Linked DNA regions of Mus musculus: region 1 is linked to region 2. Evidence: chromatin loops called from intact Hi-C (ENCODE). Cell type or tissue: heart. All regions are shown on one strand. Links, peaks and the distances in the headings refer to the core of each region. The heading gives the core; the rest is flanking DNA. Region 1 overlaps Tafa3 (TAFA chemokine like family member 3). Region 2 has its middle 11 kb from the start of Gm46819.

Evidence for each region. Peaks named below come from ENCODE experiments on the same cell type or tissue, not always from the same donor. Only the 100,000 strongest peaks of a DNase experiment are listed, where the experiment ranks them.
Region 1: it touches region 2 in a loop (2.4-fold over the local background); 1 of 42 quality-filtered maps calls a loop at or near these places.

The regions. Positions count from the first base shown.
Region 1 is chr3:104,768,226-104,772,611 of GRCm38, reverse strand. It overlaps Tafa3 (TAFA chemokine like family member 3), which reads left to right. Exons shown (of 7, transcript NM_183224.3): 6 at 308-432; 7 at 1,867-4,386. The coding sequence ends at 1,878. Among named protein-coding and RNA genes, the nearest start is that of Tafa3, 7.1 kb to the left of the region's middle. In heart, for the core only: a CTCF peak has its summit at 2,365 (motif pointing left); no DNase peak of the experiment used is centred there; H3K27ac peaks cover 228 bases; H3K27me3 peaks cover 33 bases.
Region 2 is chr3:104,990,714-104,995,099 of GRCm38, reverse strand. No RefSeq gene overlaps it. Among named protein-coding and RNA genes, the nearest start is that of Gm46819, 11 kb to the right of the region's middle. In heart, for the core only: no CTCF peak of the experiment used is centred there; DNase peaks (open chromatin) are centred at 399, 1,019, 2,159 and 3,259; H3K27ac peaks cover 1,306 bases.

The sequences.
Region 1 (4,386 bases), core at 285-4,284, 220 kb after region 2:
ACTAGCTCATATACCCTAAAGAGGGCACTGAAGATGGTACCTCTGTGCGAACGACAGCTGCCCCTAGCTTGATGCCCTCCTCCCGAGTTGGTGTGATGCAGTGATGAAGTTTCCTGGGATAGACCCCAGTCCACAGCCTGTGTACAGTGCTGCCTCCTTGGACAGCCCAGAGTAGGGGGATCCCAGGGGGAAGGTGGTAATCAGCGCCTGCAGTTGGTGGGAAGGAAGCTACACCTCATTCACAGACCAGCTATGACCGGTGCTGTGCTCCCAGACCTTAGAGCCACACCTGCCTCCTGCCCCACAGCCTCCATCGTCCTGCAGAAGTGGTGGTGTCAGATGGAGCCCTGCCTGCTGGGAGAGGAGTGTAAGGTGCTCCCGGACCTGTCAGGGTGGAGCTGCAGCAGTGGACACAAGGTCAAAACCACCAAGGTATTGAGACGGGTGGCTCACCCTCCCCTCCTGCTCCTCCCTCACCCATGATAGCACAGGGGCCAAACCCTGGAGGGCCAGGCCCTGCTACTGGTGATGGCATGCCTGCCTTGACTTTCTCCTCTTCGATTCCCATGGGTTTACCCCTAGAAAATATCAGGCCTTTTAAAACAAAATGGAGCAGGGCACAGAGGCACACATCTGTAATCCTAGCACTCAGGAACAAGATCAGGAGTTCAGTTAGCCTGGGTTGCATGATACCTGTATCCAAAAATACAAAAACAAACAAACAAAAACAAAACAAAACAGGAAAAAAAAAACCCTAAGGAAAAAAAATGTAGAGAACTGAGAAAATTACCTAGATCAACCAGGGATGAATTTATCCTTCTATCTGAGTTCCAGAAACTGTATCCTCTCTGCCTGCCACCTCACCACAGACTGTCCCCTGTCACCTACACCACTCCTACCCCTTCCCCTCCCACTTCCTGCCTGCCCTCCCCTAGTCGGATGCTCTGTCCTCAGTAACAGCACCTAAGAAGATTATTATCGTCACAGCTTGCCGCCTGCCCCACAAAACAAGGGGTAATTAAAATTTTATCAAACTCTTTAGCGGTTCCACAAGTGCCGTGGCTAATTAGTTGTATGTCATTGCCACCATCACCTGTGCAAGTGAGTGACATTTCCAGGCAAGCCAAGGCAGTGTCCCCGCCACCAGCCCCACTACACACAGCAAGCAGGTTAACTAACAGAAGCAAAACCACTTCTGGGGTTCTGAGGAAAATGGAGGTTTTCACAGAACACACGACACTGGGAACTTCAGCAGAAAAAGGTTTGGGGGCTGGAGAGGTAGCTCAGTGGTTAGGAGCACTTTTTGCTTTTACAGAAGACCCAGGTTCAATTTCCAGCACCTCCAGTAGCTTAGTACTCTCTGTAACACAGTCCTAAAGGATCCAATACCCTCTTCTGGCCTCCTTGGGCACCACACATGTGGTGGACAGATGTTCATGCAGACACAGTTCTCATATACATAAAACTTAAAATGTGGGGAGGGAGCAGTTGGCTGACTAAAAGGCAGGGCAGCCCATCTGTAGGCAGTAAAGGGGGGCAGCCATTCTGAGAATGTTTATTAAGACTTGCAATGTGAGACCTATCACAGAGCCAGGGACATTTGGCATACTGTTACAGGCCTGAAAGACAGATCACTGCCTTTGCAATCCGTGTAGTGACTCAGAAGCAAACGGCAGTGAGGTTTGCCTGACGGGTGCCAGCATGGATGGATCACCAGGCCACAGGTGCTCAGCTTGGGTGGTGTTAGGAGACTGGCAGCGGTGACCTCTCGGTGACTCCCCTATGCTGGGGCTCTCTGGCATGCCACAATGGCCGGTTCCCTGTTGCTTTCTCAAGCCTTCCCCTACCTGACGATTTGCTTTCTAGGTCACACGGTAACTCTCGGAGGTCATGGCTTAGGTAGGACAGCCTTGACTGAGCTCGGGACTGAAGAAAGGCCTGGTCACCAGACAGCAGATAAGAGGACTTACCTGGACATGTGCCCATGTCAAGTGTAACATAGACCGGCCAGGGCCCTGGGCAGCACTCTGTTCAGCTAAAATGCTTGGATCTTTGGCCACACACTTGAGAGACCTGTGCTCTCCTATGAACAAAGTCAACACACAAACCTATCCTTAAGGAATATCTTGTCAAGTTAAGGAGTGGATGACAGGCAATTTCAACAGTTTAAAGTGTTTGGTACCGTGGCTTCTGAGCGACCTGCAGTGGGTGTGGTGGGGTGGGGCGGATGGAATTTACACAGATCTTCAGCCACCCGATCCCAGGACACAAAGTTATGAGGGCCACACCAGTATCTTCCCATCTTGGCCTTCCCATCAAACCTGCATCCCCAGCAAGATGCTAAGATGTGAGAGGAAAACACTGCCCCCTGGTGCCAAGCCAGTGGGATCTCTTTTGGACAGCACTGGAAAGTAGAGATGAAGGGCTTCTTCCGCACACCTCTGCAGAGGCAGGGCGGGGCGCACATCCCATGCTGTCCATGGATGGACAGGACCTCAGTCAGAATCACCCCTCCACCTTGAACTTCGGGTGTTTGGTTGCTGTTTTAAAGGACGAGGAAACCGAGTCACAGAGGATGAGATGGATTTGCCCAGGATCTCACAGCTTGGCCTTCCAAAAACACGGATGTTAGGACTCCAGCCTAGGCCTTCCGTGGCAGTTTTATCTAGACAGTGAGACCCCGCAAACACTGTCTGGATAGCACCAACATGATTCTTGGGAGATGGGACTTTGACCACTGGAATTTTGGTTGAGGCCACTGATCTCCCATCAAACAAACAAACAAACAAACCCTAGAATATACACACACACACACACACACAGCAGAGTGGAGCTCCTTCTCAGTCCCCCAAGGCCAAACAGGCCCCGTGACAGCCCAGAGGTCGCTCAGCCCAGCGGCAGCAGAAGCAGTGTGAGCAGTTAGGTATCCCATCACCCACTCTGCTTCTCTATCAGGAGCTTCAGCCAGCCCCCTACATAGGTACCTGCCAGGAGGCAGAGGGGCAGGCCAGAGGACTTCATAACCAGGCTGGCCTCCTAGATGGCTTGGGAGTAGCAAGCTGGCTTACTTTTATTACCAAGGCCTTAAGTGTTAGAGTGAGTGTTAGAGACCAGCCTGGATGATGGTTCCCTGAGAAGGTAAATCAGCCATAGTTTACACTGGAATCTTGGTGCCCTTCTCCTTGCCTGTGTCCCAATGCATTTGACTAAGACTCTGGTATCACCCCACCTCAGGGCATGTTTTGGGTTTGGCAAAATGAGATGAACAGTAACGTTATCTTTCAAAGGCAGGCCTCTGTCAGTCTCTGCTTGTAGCACGGTGACAGGCCAGGGTCACCAAGGGTCAATGGCAGTCATGGTCTCCTTCAGTACTGAGGAGTGGAGGCCAGAGGGTGTGTTAAGTCTCCGTGACATATTCTTTGTTTTGTTGTTTTGCTTCTTTTTGTCTTTAAAAACATTATAGACTTGCCAATGCCATCTTTAGCTCTAGGGAGGGAAGGAACACATTGTTGCCCATGTCAGGTCTGTGACCCTTCCCAGGGGACGTCGAAGGCCTGGGATGGCCTCCCAGCCTCTTGGCTCACCCTCTGTACCATGGAAACCTGAGCGCAGGGCTGGGGCTGGGTTTGTTTTCCTCCTGATGCTCAGAGAGAGATGTGTGAGTGAATTATTTAGGTTACGGCTTCAGCAGAGCCAGACAGTGAAAGCCTGCTTTCCTGGAGGCCAGAAGGTAGGTCCTGTCGGTGGGTGTGGAGCTCCATAGACTCTCTGCTCACTCTGTCCTGGACACTGTCACCCAACGGTCGGCTCCCCTGCCGTGCCCCACCTGTGTTGTCCACACGAACTGGGTTAGAGTGGAGAGTTCAGAGATGACGCGTCACAAGCTCCCGAGAGCTGCCAGTCTCCTCCAGCTCCCCCCCACCCCCCGCTGCCTCGGGGTCCTGATTCTGTACCTTCTCTGACCCCCACTAAAGTTGCTAATTCCTTGTTAAGTCTCCCTCCCTGCCTCCTGACCTAGCCATGCATTTAGTGGGTGAACTCTGAGCTGAGTGGGTATCTGTAGATTTCCAGGGAAGCCCCACACAAAAAGCTCTGGCAAAGAAAAGATCCAGACCCCCACCTCCAACTCCACCCCCCCCCAAAATTTGTATCCAGCTGAATCCAAACCTGTGTAGGTTTTGTAGCTATGCAAAGAACAGTCTAGAAATAAATGGAGGGTTTTTTGGTTTGGTTTTGGGGGGGGGTTTAGAGCATAGGGGTTCCTCCAGTCATTTGACTTCCTCTGCCCTCCTTGACGAGAACATCTCATCATCTGAGGTTTGCTGGAACCCCATCTCTTCAGCTATGCGGGCTCTAGGAAAGCCAGCAACTACTAAATCATGTGAC
Region 2 (4,386 bases), core at 310-4,309:
ATGATGGGAATTAGGACATTAACTGATTGTCAGCCAGATTCCCAAGTGAGTCCACTGGTTGTTTATTATTATTATTATTATTATTATTATTATTATTATTTTGAGTTCTTCAGCTGACACAGGGAGAAACAAAAACAAAAAACCTGGGTCTTGAGGAAAGGACAATTTGTCTACTCACATGGAATCAAATGAGAGACACTTCGGAAACCTCTGGGTCGGTCTCCTGTATTAAAAATGAGAACAAGTCCTAGAAAGGTCAAGTGACTATCCAAGTTCAGGCCATGGCAGAGCCCACACAATAAACTGTAGTCCCCGCCCACCACTTCTGCCTAGGCTTCTCCTGAGCTGACCTGGGACCAGCAGTCAGCCTGGTCCTGGCTACTCCCTTAAGGCCTTCCCTGTCCTCTCCCCTGCTTCCCCACAAAGCTTGGCTTTGATCTTGCTTGCCCGGGCTGCCTAAGCCTCAGGCTGCCCACCAGCCTGATTGCCACACAAAAATCCTGTCCTGTCTCTGAACAGGTTTGACAGCCAGGTGAGGGGAGGAATGAGAAGCATGGGAGGGCTTTTGCTCCCAGGCTGGGCCCCTCCGTCTGGCCTCAGCCCTGGGAAGTACTCACAGGCAAGCTTGCTCCTCAGGTAGAGCCAGGCAGACACAGAAGCTGTAAGCATCTGTCCCCTCCCTGCTCAGACTCTGACTTGCCACACCTGCCTGTGAGGAAGGGCCACCAGGATGCCTCCTGGCCCCTCTCTCCATCAGAACTCAGATGCTACGCTGTCCCTTAAACCCCCGCCTTTTGCATTCTCAAAACTCCCCATCTCTTATCGCTCCCTGCTGTGTGTTCCATCTCCTCTCCCCTGCCTGTCCCACCTAAATCACAGCCTTCCAGGACTCTTTGTACCTCGGGGCAGCTGGTGTCCTCAGGAAGCCCCTGACCAAAGCAATCTGGGGTGGCAGGGCGGTTTGGAGGTGGTGGCAGGGCATAAACAGGCCCCTTCTTCATCCCTAGCATGTTTTCGCTCTCCTCAGCCTGGTGAGTCAGCAGCACAGGGCCACACACAAGGCTCCCATTCAGGGCTCAGCTTCCTTCTGCTATAACTCAGATCTTGGCAACTCTCCCTCCCTCATTCTCTATGTGGGCCTTATTCTCACCATGGGAAAGCTCTGCTCCCTGCCCCGGGCCTCCTCATGCCTCCCAGCCCCCACCAACAACTCCCCAGCACCCACATCAGTCCACATTCCTCACTCTTCCTTTCTGGGAGTTGGGTAATCCCAGCTGGCTGTAGACATATAGGACACAGAACAAAATAGGAATGATACATTAGTGGGTCCTCATTTGCATATCCAATAGAGACTTGTTGGTGTGCCAGCATAAAAGTCTATGATCCCAAGTTGAAGGACAGCCTGGGTTACATAGCAAGATACTGTATTAAAAGGAAATAAATACAGATGAAAACCAGTTGTTTGTTGCTGGTGGCTCTTATGTAACCCTGAGCTGGATCTAGAAATATGGATGCACGCGCGCGCGCGCACACACGCACACACACACACACACACACACACGCACACACACCACTTTGTATCTGCCTCTTAATTTATTGAGCATATAGTTATTAAGTGCTGTAGTTTACACATTGATAGGGAGATGAGTCTCACATAAGTGACATCTCACAATAATGCATGTCTTAAGACATAGTAGGTGTCTCAGATAAGTTGGGGTGGGGGCTGTCCAAGAGCCTAAGAGGAGAGCAGGATCAGAGAGCTTAGAGACTTAAGACAAATAATACACGCAGACAGAAGGGAAAGAGGTCTTGGTTTGCATAGATGGGGTATAGCTGCACTGTATACAGCAAGGGGAAGCAAAAGGAATTTGGACCAAAGAGACATTAAGAACAATAATGTCATTCTGTATGGAACCCTGCTAAATGACAACCTGGGCTAGTCTATCGGCATGTAATGGTAGCTTGCCTTCTTCCCGTGGGGTTCTCTGCCTAGCATACAGCAGCTAGGTTATCTGCCCTTGACCATCGGAGTTGCAGGGTAGGGAAGATTAACTTGCATGTCTGGATTAAAAGACGCTGGTTCTGACGCCACCCTTGGGCACAAATGCCAAGCAGGCTTCTTCAGGCTGGCAGCCTCGCCCTAGTCCCGAAAGCTAGGTTGCTCGCGCCCCCTGGTGTTCGGACGTGGACAACCTCTATGGGACGAGGTGCTGCTGCGCAGCAACCTCAGCGACCTAGAGCGACGCGTTCTACGGCCAAGAGGGGGCGTTGCATCAGCCGCCCGCAGGCAATGCTGCATGCTCACACCCCTGGGTCCAACTTCCTTGGAGACCAGCCTCCTGCTAGGTTCCTTAAAAAATAAAATAAAAAGACGATGATGATGATAAAAGGGGAGAGAATGATAGAACCACTTCACAGGATTGCTATGTTTGGGTTTTTTGGATTTTGGTTTTTGTTTTTCAGTGCTGGGGATTAAACTTAGAATCTCACACTCACCGGGTAAGTGTAATCACTGGACCAGTGAGACAGGATCTCACTCAGTTGTACATGCTGGCCTTGAATTCTGATCCTTCTGCCTCAGCCTTTCAAGTGATTGGGATTACAGACCTGACTACTCTATGAGCCTTGGGTCTCTTAGAGCACGTTTAAAAAGGAAACTAACTCCTAGCCCAAATGAGCCCTCACCAAGTCTTGGATAGTGAGTGACCAACACCTTAGATGTTCTCTTACTGCTAGAAGGGTCAGGTTGAGTATGAGTATTTATTATTTATCCATACACTGCATGATACCTCAGAAATGTTGTGTTGACATCCCAAATACAGAACTCTTAATGAAGTAGGGTTTTGTTTTATTTTGCTTTCTGGTGCGAAGGGCTGAACCATTACCAAGGCTCTACCACTGAGCTAAATCCCCAACTCTTTGTTTTATTGTTTGTTTGTTTGTTTGAAAGACTAGGTCTCATTCTGTAGTTCAAGCTGGACTCAAACTCATAGCAATCCTCCTGCTGCAACCTCCCAAATGTGGGATTACAAACTGGGGTTACAGGCATGTGCCACCATGCCTAGTTTGTTTCGTTTGTGTTTTGAAACAAGCTCTCACTCTCTAGCACAAACTGGCCTGGAACTTTCAATGATCCAGCTGGGACTGCAAGCATGAAACACCACGCCCAGTTTCATGAGCCAAGCAAATAGCCGGGAGACAGCACTCTGGCAGGAACACAAAGAATCCATCCGTGAAGATGTCCATGCCATAGTCACTACTAGGTGTCAGGCACTGCCACAGGCACTTGGAAGAATAAATAACTTTCTGCCCTTTGGGGCTTTTGATGGTAGTGTGTGAGACAAATGCAAAACATGGCACTATTTAGACTGTAGGCATGATAGCCCACACCCGGTCTACAAAGCAAGTTCCAGGTCACTTAAGGCTACTGAGACCCTTTCTCAAAAAGCAAAACAGAGCCTTTAATCCTACCACTTGAAAGGCAGAGGCAGGCAGATCTCTGTGAGTTTGAGGCCAATCTAGTCTACAGAGTGAATTTCAGAACAGCCAGGGTTACACTGAGAGACCATGTCTCAAAAACAAAACAAAACAAACAACAACAGCAAAACAAATACAAAAAAAGGGGGGGTGAGCTGTGGCTGCAGGTATTCGGCCAGTGAGTTACAAAGGTCTGGCAGAGGAAATGACACTTGTCCTGGCTCTGAAGGAGATGTGAACAAGGAGTAAAGGGTCCGAAGAATAGCAGAGCCAGGCAAAGTGCTGGTGCAGATCCAGCACCAAAGCCGAGCAATATTTCAACACCTCACCAAGAGCCTAGTAAGTGTGTGCAGCCTTGGGTGGTGGTGGCATGGACCTGGAGACTCTGCCCAGGAAAAGAGTTTAGACTCCTGGGCCACTGAGAGCTGGAACTGAGGAGATAACCAGAATACAAGCCCCCTTGTGGTAAAGCCAAATTAAGCTTCAAGGTCCATCTCTACCTAGCACAGCTCCTTCCAAACCCTTAAGCACCCAAGCCAAGTGGTCAGCGCAACATTATAAAATGCAAAACCTTTTTGCTCTTTTTCCAACATTACACTGTGCTCCGTGGCGGCTTGCCTTGGAGTGACAGTCACATGCAGTTTTGGAATTGACCTAAAGTTAAATTAAATCAGGAATTAATCGTTATGGGGGGATATGTATTTATTTATCATACATTTTTGTTGTTTTGATTTTTGTTGTTTTGTTTTTGTCAGTCTGTCTCAAGAACAGTGAGGTTGATCAATGGGTAAGGGTGTTTGCTACCAAGCCAAACAACCTGAGTTCAGGCCCCAGAATCTACATGTTGGAAGGAGAAAACCAACTCTGAGCTTCTTCAATGTGTGCACCACGCTACACATGCACATGTGC